Linked DNA regions of Homo sapiens: region 1 is linked to region 2. Evidence: read pairs that join two places in POLR2A ChIA-PET (ENCODE). Cell type or tissue: HCT116. All regions are shown on one strand. Each heading gives the region's core, and the rest is flanking DNA. Links, peaks and the distances in the headings are about the cores only.

What was found. Peaks named below come from ENCODE experiments on the same cell type or tissue, not always from the same donor. Only the 100,000 strongest peaks of a DNase experiment are listed, where the experiment ranks them.
Region 1: POLR2A ChIA-PET joins it to region 2 with 5 read pairs; 2 of 35 experiments call an interaction of 5 or more read pairs at or near these places.

What each region holds. Positions count from the first base shown.
Region 1 is chr3:53,894,439-53,900,505 of GRCh38, reverse strand. No RefSeq gene overlaps it. Among named protein-coding and RNA genes, the nearest start is that of SELENOK, 5.6 kb to the right of the region's middle. In HCT116, for the core only: no CTCF peak of the experiment used is centred there; no DNase peak of the experiment used is centred there.
Region 2 is chr3:53,266,841-53,272,907 of GRCh38, reverse strand. It overlaps LOC107986087 (a long non-coding RNA gene), which reads right to left and starts at 2,934. Exons shown (of 4, transcript XR_001740702.3): 1 at 2,728-2,934. RefSeq lists enhancers at 605-1,490, 2,108-3,307 and a cis regulatory region at 2,154-3,030. In HCT116, for the core only: no CTCF peak of the experiment used is centred there; DNase peaks (open chromatin) are centred at 2,227 and 2,707; H3K4me3 peaks cover 1,217 bases; H3K27ac peaks cover 3,467 bases.

The DNA.
Region 1 (6,067 bases), core at 713-5,712, 630 kb before region 2:
TCCATCATAAATCGTATTAGGTTTAAGGTATGTGATCATTTGAAAATTCAGGTGAAAGGATTCCTGAAAGACAGATGAAGTCTCATTATAATCCTTCATTTCATTTCTAGCTTCTTAATCCGGTTAAAACAAACAAACAAATAAAAACTTTATCTTACAAGATATACTTCAGCTGTCATTTCTCAGGAATCCTTCTCTGATTCCCTCCAGGTATCACATGCTATCCTTCCTCCTCATTTTGTGTGGGATTCTCTTATGGCACCTGACCTTCTTCTGTCTTATATTAGTCATCTGTGCATTTATCAATCCCCTTCCTTCTTGTGGAGAATGAAATTTCTTAATGGCAGAGAATCTGCAGCCATACTCCCTGGGCCTATATCGCATAACAACCAGGCAAGCTCTTAAGTACACCTCACATCACTCAGATGGTCAAAGGAGGCCATTTCCTTCTCTACTTTTAGATTTCAAAAGCAGTTTATTTATCCCTAAAGCTGAAATACCACTTATTTTGGAGTGAGAGTTAAAGAAAACAAGCTGCTCACAGAGGATATTCCAGAGCATGCTTGGTAGGCACCACGTGGGCAGCCTCCCAAATCCTCTTGACCCTGTAGAGGCTTAGGAAAAATCAGAGTCTCTGCAGCCCTTGTTCACTCTCATACAGAAGGCAGCTCAAGTTTTGTATTTTACTGTATGAGTACTTAAAAGAAATCACTTATTTTCAGCATTGATTCCCTGCCTATTTCCAGAAAGTGCCTTCCAGCTGGAGGGCAAAAATCATTGATTTGGACTCTAATTTCTTTCCCTAAAAATAAGACTCAGTTGCCACAGTGTACTATACTATACCCTCTAAGTTATTTTATAGGGATGCAGATAGAACTCTCACAAAGCAACATCTGGGTTTGTTTGTTTTCAGAATTTAACGGTTTTTGCCATAATATCAAATTCCACAGATTTTTCTGATTCACAGGTCATTTTTTCAGTATGGTCAAAATACTGGTAAGATGATTCTAGTATCTATCAACAATCAGTTTACTACCAAAACGAAAGGCTAAAAACCTAAAAACTCTTTTTTTTAAAAAAATTAATAATATGATAACATGTTAGAACTCAGAAAAAGCATGTGTTTAAAATGAATGTTTTTAATTACTAGCCTTACCAATAGATCATTCACAAAATTTGAATGTATAATGTTTCACTTTAATCAGAAGCAAAGGCTTTTTTGAGCTAACCAGCAAGGAATTTGAAACTGTGCTTCCTTGCTTCTTACTAGAGTCTATTCATACTTAGAAAAAAAAAAACATTGACTTGACTAATTCACTTGAGTGGGGTGCATATATATATATATATATATATATATATATACACACACACACACACAATTAGATATATATATATACACAATTAGGTATATATATATATATATACACACACACACACAATTAGGTATATATATATATATACCTAATTACAATTAGTATACAATTAGGTATATATATATATATATACACACATACACACACAATTAGGTATATATATATATATACCTAATTACAATTAGTATACAATTAGGTATATATATATATACATACACACACAATTAGGCAGAGCTGATGATAATCTTATGAAATAAAATTGGCAAAAGTTAACAACTACCCGAGTAGTTAATTTTCTATCATTTCTATCATATCAAGAAAAAAACTTTTAAATTTTTAAAAGAATTATGCAAACCATTAAACTAGAAATAAACCGCATTTCTAACAAGTATAACTTTTTTTTTTTTTTTTTTTTTTTTGGAGACAGAGTCTTACTCTGTTGCCTAGGCTGAAGTGCAGTGGCGTGATCTCAGCTCCCTGCAACCTCTGCCTCCTGGGTTCAAGCGATCCTCCTGCCTCAGCCTCCTGAGTAGCTGGGACTATAGGCACGTGCCACCATGCCCAGCTAATTTTTTTGTATTTTTAGAAGAGATAGGGTTTCGTCATGTTTGGCCAGGCTGGTCTCCAACTCCTGACCTCGGGTGATCCACCTGCCTCAGCCTCCCAAAGTGCTGGGATTACAGGTGTGAGTCACCATGCCTGGCCCAACTTTTAGAAAGTATTGATATTTATTTATAGTTATAAGAGGAATGCATGTTTATTGTAGAAAATTTGGAAACTATAGAAAAGCTTAAGGGAAAGAAAAAAATTACAGCTCCCATAATGTCATATTAGTATATTTCCATATAAATACATTTCTTTTTTACATTGATATCATAGTGAACATATTGTCTTGTAATCTGGTTTTTCACTTAATATATCATGGTTTCTCATTATTTTAATGTACAGTATGATGTTGTATTCCAACACTTAGCCAGTTCCCCATTGTTGCACAGTTACATGGCTTCCATTCTTTTTCATTCCAAATAACACTGTGATAAATATCCTTTCACATAAATCTGTTTGAACATCTCATTGTTTCTTCAGAATAAATTCTAGAAATGGAAATGCTGGGTTAAGGATATGAACTTTTTTTAAGACTTATGATGGAAAATGTAATTTAGTAGGGTTTCTTTGGAATTTTACGCTTCTAAAAACAGTAACTCTGTTGAAATGACTAGAGTTATATTCTGGGTGGCTTTCCCATGTGGTAACAGTCCCAACACTGAGCTCCTGAGTACCCAGTTAGCCTACTAAATCTGGGTGTGAACTGCTCATGCTGCCACTGCTGCTGCAGCAGTAAGCCTAAGCGATGGCTCTCTGTCGTGTCCTAGCCCTGTTTGCATCCCCTACATCTGCTCCCCACCCTTGCTAGCCAGCTGAGTCCAGTGCAGGAACAGGTCAGCACCCAGGGTGGCTGTATATCCATTTCTACTTGCTTCTCCACTTTTCTGCACATATGGTCTCCACCATACTTGTGAAACATCTCAATCTGAAAAGACTGGGTGCCACTAAGGAGTAGCTAAATACATTCAAAAGGAATGAAAAAATAATATCAAGCAACACGTCTTCAGTTGCCAGGTTCCATTTTCAGAGGCTCTGTTTCATACTTCCCATCAAAAACAAGTTACAGTTTCACAGCGAAGACGTGAATTACTGATAATTGTGAAAGATGATTTTTTGAGATCCATATTTGACCTTGGGTAATATTATCCAAGCTGCTGGTGTTATACAATTAGTAAGAAAAATAAAGTGCTCTTGAACTATTAGCAACAGCTTCCCTAGCCACCAGCTGAGGTCACAGCAACCTCCCTAATAGCATCCTCTCAAGCCTAACTAACAATTTTTCCCACAAACAGTAATCACTGGGCCATAAAGAAAGAACTCTTCCCTAAGAGACTATAAAATAAAACTATTTTCATTGAACCTTCCATTAAAAGGACAGAAAGTGTCAAGCCAAATCAACGTTTTATTCATCTGTTTGGTTTTGGAAAGATTAAAAGTGGGATGTTTATTGGCAAAATAAATGTTTTTAAATCATTCACACATTTCGGATTACTAGTAATGATTCTTCCTGTTTATAAGTAATAATGTGTTTTGACAATACCAGGAAAACAGCAATTGTTCTGGAAAATTTGTACATAAATAACAGAATTTTTACAGTTAAAAGCAAAACAGCATTTAATCTAAGACCTAAATTGTCATGTTGATTTGATTAAATACATGTATGAACTTCCACTTCTGCCGTGAAAGATTAAGTAATTTGTACTAACTTTCCTCCTCAGGAAAACTAAAAAAAAAAAAAAAAAAAAAAAAACCTAGACAAAATAATGAGAAAAAAATAACATTTTAAAGGCATTAAAAGAGCTAAAAATGAGTGAGGAATTGCTTGGCCAAGATTCAGAAGATGGAAATTCAGAGAGGTGAATCTGTCATCAAGGCTTCTATTGCCCAAGAGGAATTTGCCAAGCAGTGCTTATGACAGTATCACTAAGCCAGGGAATCAACACTGAGAATCCTGGGTTACAGGAGAAGAAAGGAGACTTGCTCTTCATGGGATATCCCTTTGCATCTTTTGATTTTAATATTATGTACAGGTACCACATTCAAACAAAGGAAGATTCAAGAATCATCAATAATATGCACCAAACCAGTTAGTGAATAAGAATAATAAATTACACATTCCTTAATGTCACATGGCACATATCTATACTCTATTTTTTCAAAATCTAAAGGCTGATGTTATCTTGAGATCTATAATAATAAAATGCACATACTGTTATACTTTGTATACTCCATATTTAGGAATCTAAAGATAGGGCTTAGAAAGTAACACATATTTTGGTACTATGGAATACAATTCTAAAAATATTAAAAATTTGCTTTTAGTGATCAGTCAATGCCCCTAGAAGGCAACTAACACCTAAATCTCTGATGGTTTAACTTTAAAATTCTGGACCAGTATTCCATTCCATCTACCACTATAATGGTTTACATTACAGTTACCAGGGTTGCCAAAAATGGATTATGAGTTAAAAAGTAAGAAATTATCATTGGAATAGTATTTTTCATCCTGTAATAGAACCACAGGTTGAGTCTAGATATTCCTTATTCATTTAAAAATAGGCTATGTGTGTGTGTGTGTGTGTGTGTGTGTGTGTGTGTGTGTGTGTGTACATATACATATATATATATATAATCATACAGGCTCACTAGTGAAACTGATAATGTAATTAACTCAGTGAAATACTTTAGAGACTACAGAGGAAATTTTTAAACTTTTAAGCCAATCAAATTCTCCAAGGATGACTGCAATGTGAATTTTTATAAACATTTTCTCATTTTGATACAGAAAATAAGTTCAGGTAGTTTAAGAAAGTGACTTGTAGAGTTGTACAACCATCACTTCAGCTGAAGTGATGAGGTGATTACTGGTTCAAAAATTGCTGATTTGCACAGCAGGTCCAGTCTGGCTACACAGTTTTACAAAAATTGAAAATTAAAAAGAAAAAGTTGCTGTGAATAGCAACAATAAAGAGTATAAGGTAGAAAAATGAGGCAATTAAAGAGTTAAGGATTCTGAGTCCAGATGAAATAAAGAATGCAAAGGCAATAACTCTAAGAACAAACACATAAAAGGTCAATAAAGAATATAAATGCCATCTGTTTTCATGTTTCCTAACAGTAATATTGAGGACATCTTATTGTTTCTATGTAACCCAGTGTTCCTTCATTATCTCGTGGTAACCACCACCCCTCTCCAACTCTCAAGCCCTCTAGCTTAAGTGGGATTGAGTCAAGCTCCAGCTCCAGAGGTAGCTGTCATTCAGAATGGCCCATCCCACTGGCCAAGGGTTTAGTGCAGAGATATGAAGGTCATCCACTTAGAGATGCTCAGGGAATTTTGCTGGGGAATCTAGAAAAGAAAAACTGGGCAGCTATTTTGCAACTTTGAGAAAGCTGAGATACAGTCAAACAGTCTCCAGAAATCACCTCTCATTCTATACTACAAATACCGTGGTGGATTGTACACTATTTCAATACTTCTGTTATGTGTGGAGATGCAGCATAGCACAGGGGTTAAGAGCACAAACTATAGAGCCTGGCTCTTGATCTTAACCTCAATTCTGCTTCTTATTAACTGTGTGATCTTGGGCAAGACACTTGAGCTCTCTCTCAGTTTCCTCATCTGTAAAATGGGAATAACAGAACTCAGTAGGGTTGAAGTTTAAATGAATGAATACATGAAAAGCAATCAGAACGTTCCCTGGCACAGGGTAAGCACTATACAAATGTTAGCTATTATTATCGTCGTTGTTATGAGGATTAAATGAATAAATGGAAAGTGTTTAGAACAGTGCCTGACACATAGTAACCCTGTATACATATTATCCATTATTAAAACTACCAATTCTTTCATTCACTCAACAAGTATTTATTGAATACCTCTTCTTTGCCAGGCCAATGTCTTCATTCTAGACAAGCAGTATCCAACAGAAATGTAATGTAAACCATGTATGTGAGCCAAGTATGTAATTTTAAATTTTCTAGTAGTCACATAAAAATAAATGAAATTAACAAATAAAATTACTTTTAGTAACATATGTTCTTTAATCTCCAAAATATCATTTCAACATATCAATATTAAAAACAAG
Region 2 (6,067 bases), core at 274-5,273:
GATCTTTTGTAAGAAGGAGCTTCTATTTTTTTCCTTTCATTTTTTTTTTCTTTACAAAAAACAAAACAGTCAGCCATGGTGGCTCATGCCTACAATCCCAGTACTTCAGGAGGCCGAGAGGGGAGGATCACTTGAGCCCACTGCACTCCAGCCTGGGCAACAGAGCAAAGTAAAAATAAAAAGGCTTGGCCAGGCAGGGTGGCTCACGCCTGTAATCCCAGCACTTTGGGAGGCCAAGGCCGGTGGATCACCTGAGGTCAGGAGTTTGAGACCAGCCTGGCCAACATGGTGAAACCCCATCTCGACTAAAAATACAAAAATTAGCTGGGCTTAGTGGTGGGCGCCTGTAATCCCAGCTACTAGGGAGGCTGAGGAAAAAGAATTGCTTGAACCCAGGAGGCAGAGGTTGCAGTGAGCCAAGATCATACTACTGCATTCCAGCCTGGGTGACAGAACAAGACTCTGTCTCAAAAAAAAAAAAAAAAAAAAAAGAATTTTTGAAATGATTTTTTGTACACACAATTTTAAAATAATATTCTCTAATTGTAATATAAAGGAGAAACGTTAATAATGAAATGTTTCATATTAAATATGTATGGGGCACACCTGTAGTCCCAGCTACTCAGGAGGCTGAGGCAGGAGGATTGCTTGAGCCCAAAAGTTCAAGTCTAGCATGGGCAGCATAGAAAGACTCTGTTTTAATATGGAAATGCTTGGGCACAGGTACACAGGTACACAAATTCCCAAAATACCCCATAGAGGACCTCCGGTCTTCCCTCTGAAACCTCTCCATACATCGCTGAAAAGCATGCTACTCTCCCACATAACATCTGTGGAGGAGCCAGCCACAGTGGCTCACGCCTGTAATCCCAGCACTTTGGGAGGCAGAGGTGGGTGAATCACTTGAGCTCAGGAGTTTAAGACCAGCCTGGGCAACATGGCAAAACCCATCTCTACCAAACATACACACACACACACACACACACACACACACACACACACACACAAAGCCAGATGTGGTGGCATGCACGTATAGTCCCAGCTACTCGGGAGGCTGAGGTGGGAGGATCACTTAAGCCCAGGAGGTCAAGGCTGCAGTGATCTGTGTTCACACCACTGCACTCCAGCTTGGGTCTCGAAAAAAAAAAAGAGTCGGCCAGGCGCGGTGGCTCACGCCGGTAATCCCAGCACTTTGGGAGGCTGAGGCAGGCGGATCACTTGAGGTCATGAGTTTGAGACCAGCCTGGCCCACATGGTGAAAGCTTGTCTCTACAAAAATAAAATTAAATTAACATAAAAAGAATACATATTGAAATGAATGTATTTCCTCAATCCCCTCTTCACCCATGCCAGCTAGACACAGACACAGTTTTGTTGCAGAAAATTCTGTTATTTCAAAACTGGCTGTCACCCCCTCCTTGGCGCCTTCCCAGATCAACAACCTCAGCAGGCAATTGTTTGTACAAATCACTGGACAGTGCGGTATAAACACGTGCTGCTGGGGCATCCAGCACCTGTGCCCAACACATAGACCCTGGTAAATGAAGTGTTGAGTGAAATCAGAGGACCAGTGATGGCAAAACCACTTCCCTGCCCTGACCAGATAGCCAGCAGCAGCACTTTTCTTTTTGCACAGTAGCATGGAACAAACGCTTTTTTTTTTTTTGGTGATGGAGTCTTGCTCTGTTGCCCAGGCTGGAGTGCAGTGGCGCCATCTTGGCTCACTGCAACCTCCACCTCCCAGGTTCAAGCGATTCTCCTGTCTCAGCCTCCCAAGTAACTGGAACTACAGGCACCCACTACCACGCCCAGCTAATTTTTGTATTTTTAGTAGAGACGGGGTTTCACCATATTGGCCAGACTGGTCTCGAACTCCTGACCTTGTGATCCGCACACCTCGGCCTCCCAAAGTGCTGGAATTACAGGCGTGAGCCACCGCACCTGGCCTAACAAATGCTTTTCTGATGCCTTGTCCAAGTCACTAGAACAGGATGGCTGACTGGGTGCCCTTGCTAATTCTGGAGGCAAGGATGGGAAGAGAGAGAGTAAAAGTCATGTGTCTGGGGGCCAAAGAACCCTGGTTTGGGAAGTGAGATATCTCCTCACTCACTTTCTCAGGTGACCTTACAAGGGAAGTGCTCCTGATGGTTTCAGGTTTTCCAGGAGGAGCTGTGGCTCACAGTGGTTAAGCAACCCCTCTGTGAGCCACTCTCTGGAGCTTTTTAGTCCTACTCTAAGAAGCCAGTTTCACTCTCAGCTGTTCAACAACCAGCCCAGGAGAAAATCCACTTAACCTCCCCACGACACAAAACAAAAGCTTTAATATTTAATACCCACTGGAACAAAATAGCTCCTTCCACCACCCCAGCCTTGCTCAGGGAAACCCAAGAGGTACCAGAAAAGGGGACAAGGATGAAGATCTCTCCCTACTGCGTCCTGCAGACTGTGCAGGAGGAGCCCCTAAGAGTGTCCTGTCTGTCACCAGCACCGCCCCTGCCCAGCCCAGCCTGTCCAGCGCCCCTGGGCAGGAGTTGACAGGGGCTGTAGGGCGTTGCTGGAAAGCAGCTCCTGCTCCTCACACTAGGAGGTACCCAGGCCTACGGCAGTGCCACACAGAGCCTGACCGCACTAGTCAAAAAGTGCAAGTCACAATGACTCGGCATGTTTTCTTTATGCACAAGGAAAGCAGGCCCGGCAGGGCTTGGCTGGCCTCACACTGGCACTTACCTCCGAGGAGTTCCAGGCCTCTCCAGCCCCAGGCCTTCTAGGGTGAGTCAGAGGGCCAACAATCCAGTCTGGCCCTGGGATTGGCCAGGGACAAGCAGGGTCATGTCTGCAGGGGCGACCAGAAAAAAACCCTCTCTCCTGGAGGCACAGTGCTAGATGGAGGGAAAGCACAAGTATTGTTTGTTGCAGTATAAAAGCAGAAGTATTGCAAACATCCAACCAAAGGGGGACAGTGGTTCAACTTCCTCTGTGCCAGTAGTAATCCTAGGGTAGAAAAGAATGTGGACTCACGTGGGGAAAGACGCACAACCTGTGGAGCATTAACATCTTTATTTAAAATATTGATGCAGACAGGCGGATCACCTGAGGTCAGGAGTTCAAGATCAGCCTGGCCAACATGACAAAAACCCGTCTATACTAAAAATACAAAAATTAGCCAGGTATGGTGGCACACGCCTGTGTACCAGCTACTTGAAAGGCTGAGACAGGAGAATCACTTGAACCTGGGATGCAGAGTTTGTGCAGTGAGCCGAGATTGCGCCCCTACACTCCAGCTTGGGTGACAGAGTGAGACTCCAACTCCAAAAAAAAAATGAGTAAAATAAAATATTGGGCCAGGCGCAATGGCTCACGCCTGTCATCCACGCACTTTGGGAGGCCAAGGTGGGTGGATCACGAGGTCAGGAGTTTGAGACCAGCCTGGCCAACATGGTGAAACTCCGTCTCTATTAAAAATTCAAAAAAATTAGCCGGGCGTGGTGGTGGGCACCTGTAATCCCAGCTACTGGGAGGCTGAGGCAGGAGAATCACTTGAACACAGAAGGCGGAGGTTGCAATGAGCCGAGATTGCACCACTGCACTCTGGCCTTGGTGACTGAGCGAGACTCCGCCTCTAAATAAATAAATAAAAGAAACACCTAGGTTAGTGTGTGATTGAATAACTGGGTACTAGTCTAGCCAAATTGACACATAAAACTGACCATCACAGTATTTTTGTTAAATTTCCAAATTTTCTACATGGAATATGTGTTACTTGTATAATATTTTTTAAAAAGCAATAAGTGACAAAACCACCGTAATGAGGTAACACTTTGCACCCACTAGGATGCTTCAGGTAAAAAAGATACAACAACAGGCCGGACGTGGTGCTCACGCTTATAATTCCAGAACTTTGGAAGGCTGAGGCGGGCAGATCACAAGGTCAGGAGCTTGAGACCAGTCTGGCCAATATGGTGAAACCCTGTCTCCACTAAAAATACAAAAAAATTAGCTGGGCATGGTGGTGGGTGCCTATAGTCCCAGCTACTCTCAGGAGGCTGAGGCAGGAGAATCGCTTGAACCCAGGAGGCAGAGGTTGCAGTGAGCCAAGATTGCGCCACTGCACTCCAGCCTGGGTTACAGAGCAAGGCTCCATCTCAAAAAAAAAAAAAAAAAATACAACAACAACTGTAGACAAAGTCATGGAGAAACTGGAACCCTCATTCATCACTGGTGAAACTGTAAAATGGTGGGGCCACTTTGGAAAATAGTTTGGCAGTTCCTCAAATGGTTAGATGACCGTTTGTAGAATTGCTGTATGACCCAGCAATTCCATTCCTGTGCATATACCCAAGATAACTGAAAACACAGGTCCACAAAAAAATGTTTATATCACCATTCAAAGCAGCATTATTCATAATAGCAAAGAAGTGGAAAAAAACCAAATGTCCGTGAACTGATGAATGGGTAGGAATATTGTGGCATATCCACAGGATGGAAAATTATTTATCAACAAAAGGAATAAAGTACTAATACAAGCGACAAGGCGGATGAACCTTGAAAACATCACACTGAGTGAAAGAAGTCAGACACAAAGATCACAAATTGCAATGGTGCCATTTATATGAAATATCCAGAATAGGCAAATCCATAGAGACCACAAGTAGATTCCTGGTTGCCTGGAATGAGGAAGAGGGAAAAATAGGGAACTATCAATGAGTACAGGTCTCTTTTTCTGGGTGGTAAAAATGTTCTAAAACTAGGCCAGGTGTGGTGGCTTACATCTGTAATCCAAGCATTTTGAGAGGCTGAGGCCAAAGAATCACTTGAGTGCAGGAGTTCAAGTCAAGTCTGGGCAACATAGGGACACCCTGTTTCTACAAATAATAAAAAAAACTGGCTGGGCATGGTGGCTCACACCTTTGCTGTCAGCAACTCTGGAGGCTGAGGTGGGAGGATGGTTTAAGCCCAGGAGGTCAAGGCTATGGTGAGTCACTGTACTCCAGCCTGGGCAACAGAGAGACCCTGTCTCAAAAAAAAAAAAAAAAGAATAAGTTCTAAAATTAGGTAGTGCTTAGAAGTGCACAAGCTGCACAATCTGTGAATATACCTATGGTATAATACAAAATATATTTGGTCTTTTTAGATTTGTTTAATTTTTAAAGATTTTTTATTTTTATTTTATATATATATATTTTTGGAGACGGAGTCTTGCTCTGTCGCCCAGGCTGGAGTGCAGTGGCGTGATCTCGGCTCACTGCAACCTCCGCCTCCCGGGTTCAAGTGATTCTCCTGCCTCAGCCTCCCAAGTAGCTGGGACTACAGGAGCACGCACTGCCACACCCGGCTAATTTTTTTCGTATTTTTAGTAGAGACAGGGTTTCACCATGTTGCCCAGGCTGGTCTTGAACTCCTCGGCTCAGGCAATCTGCCTGCCTCAACCTCCCAAAGTGCTGGGATTAGAGGTGTGAGCCACCACGCCCGGCCTAATTATTATTTTTTAAGAGACAGAATCTTGATCTGTCACCCAAGCTAGAGTGCAGTGGCACAATCATAGCTCATTGCAGCCTCGAACTACTGGGCTCAAGCAATTCTCCCACCTCAGCCCCTGGAGTAGACACTTGGCTAATTTTTTTTTTTTTTTTTTTTTTTTTTGAGACGGAGTCTCGCTCTGTCACCCAGGCTGGAGTGCAATGGTATGGTCTCGGCTCACTGCAACCTCTGCCTCCCGGATTCAAGCAATTCTCCCACCTCAGCCTCCTGAGTAGCTGGGACTACAGGCGTGTGCCATCACGCCTGGCTACTTTTTGTGTTTTTAGTAGAGACAGGGTTTCACTATGTTGGCCAGGCTAGTCTCGAACTCCTGACCTCATGATCTGCCCGCCTCGGCCTCCAGAGTAATGGGATTACAGGCATAAGCCACCATGCCCAGCCCAAATTTTCTTTATCCTTTCATCCTTTGGTGGATGCTTAGGTTACTTCCATATCTTTTTTTTTTTTTTTCCTTTTTTTGAGAGAAAGTCTTGCTCTGTCACCCAGGCTGGAATGCAGTGGCACGATCTTGGCTCACTGCAACCTCTGC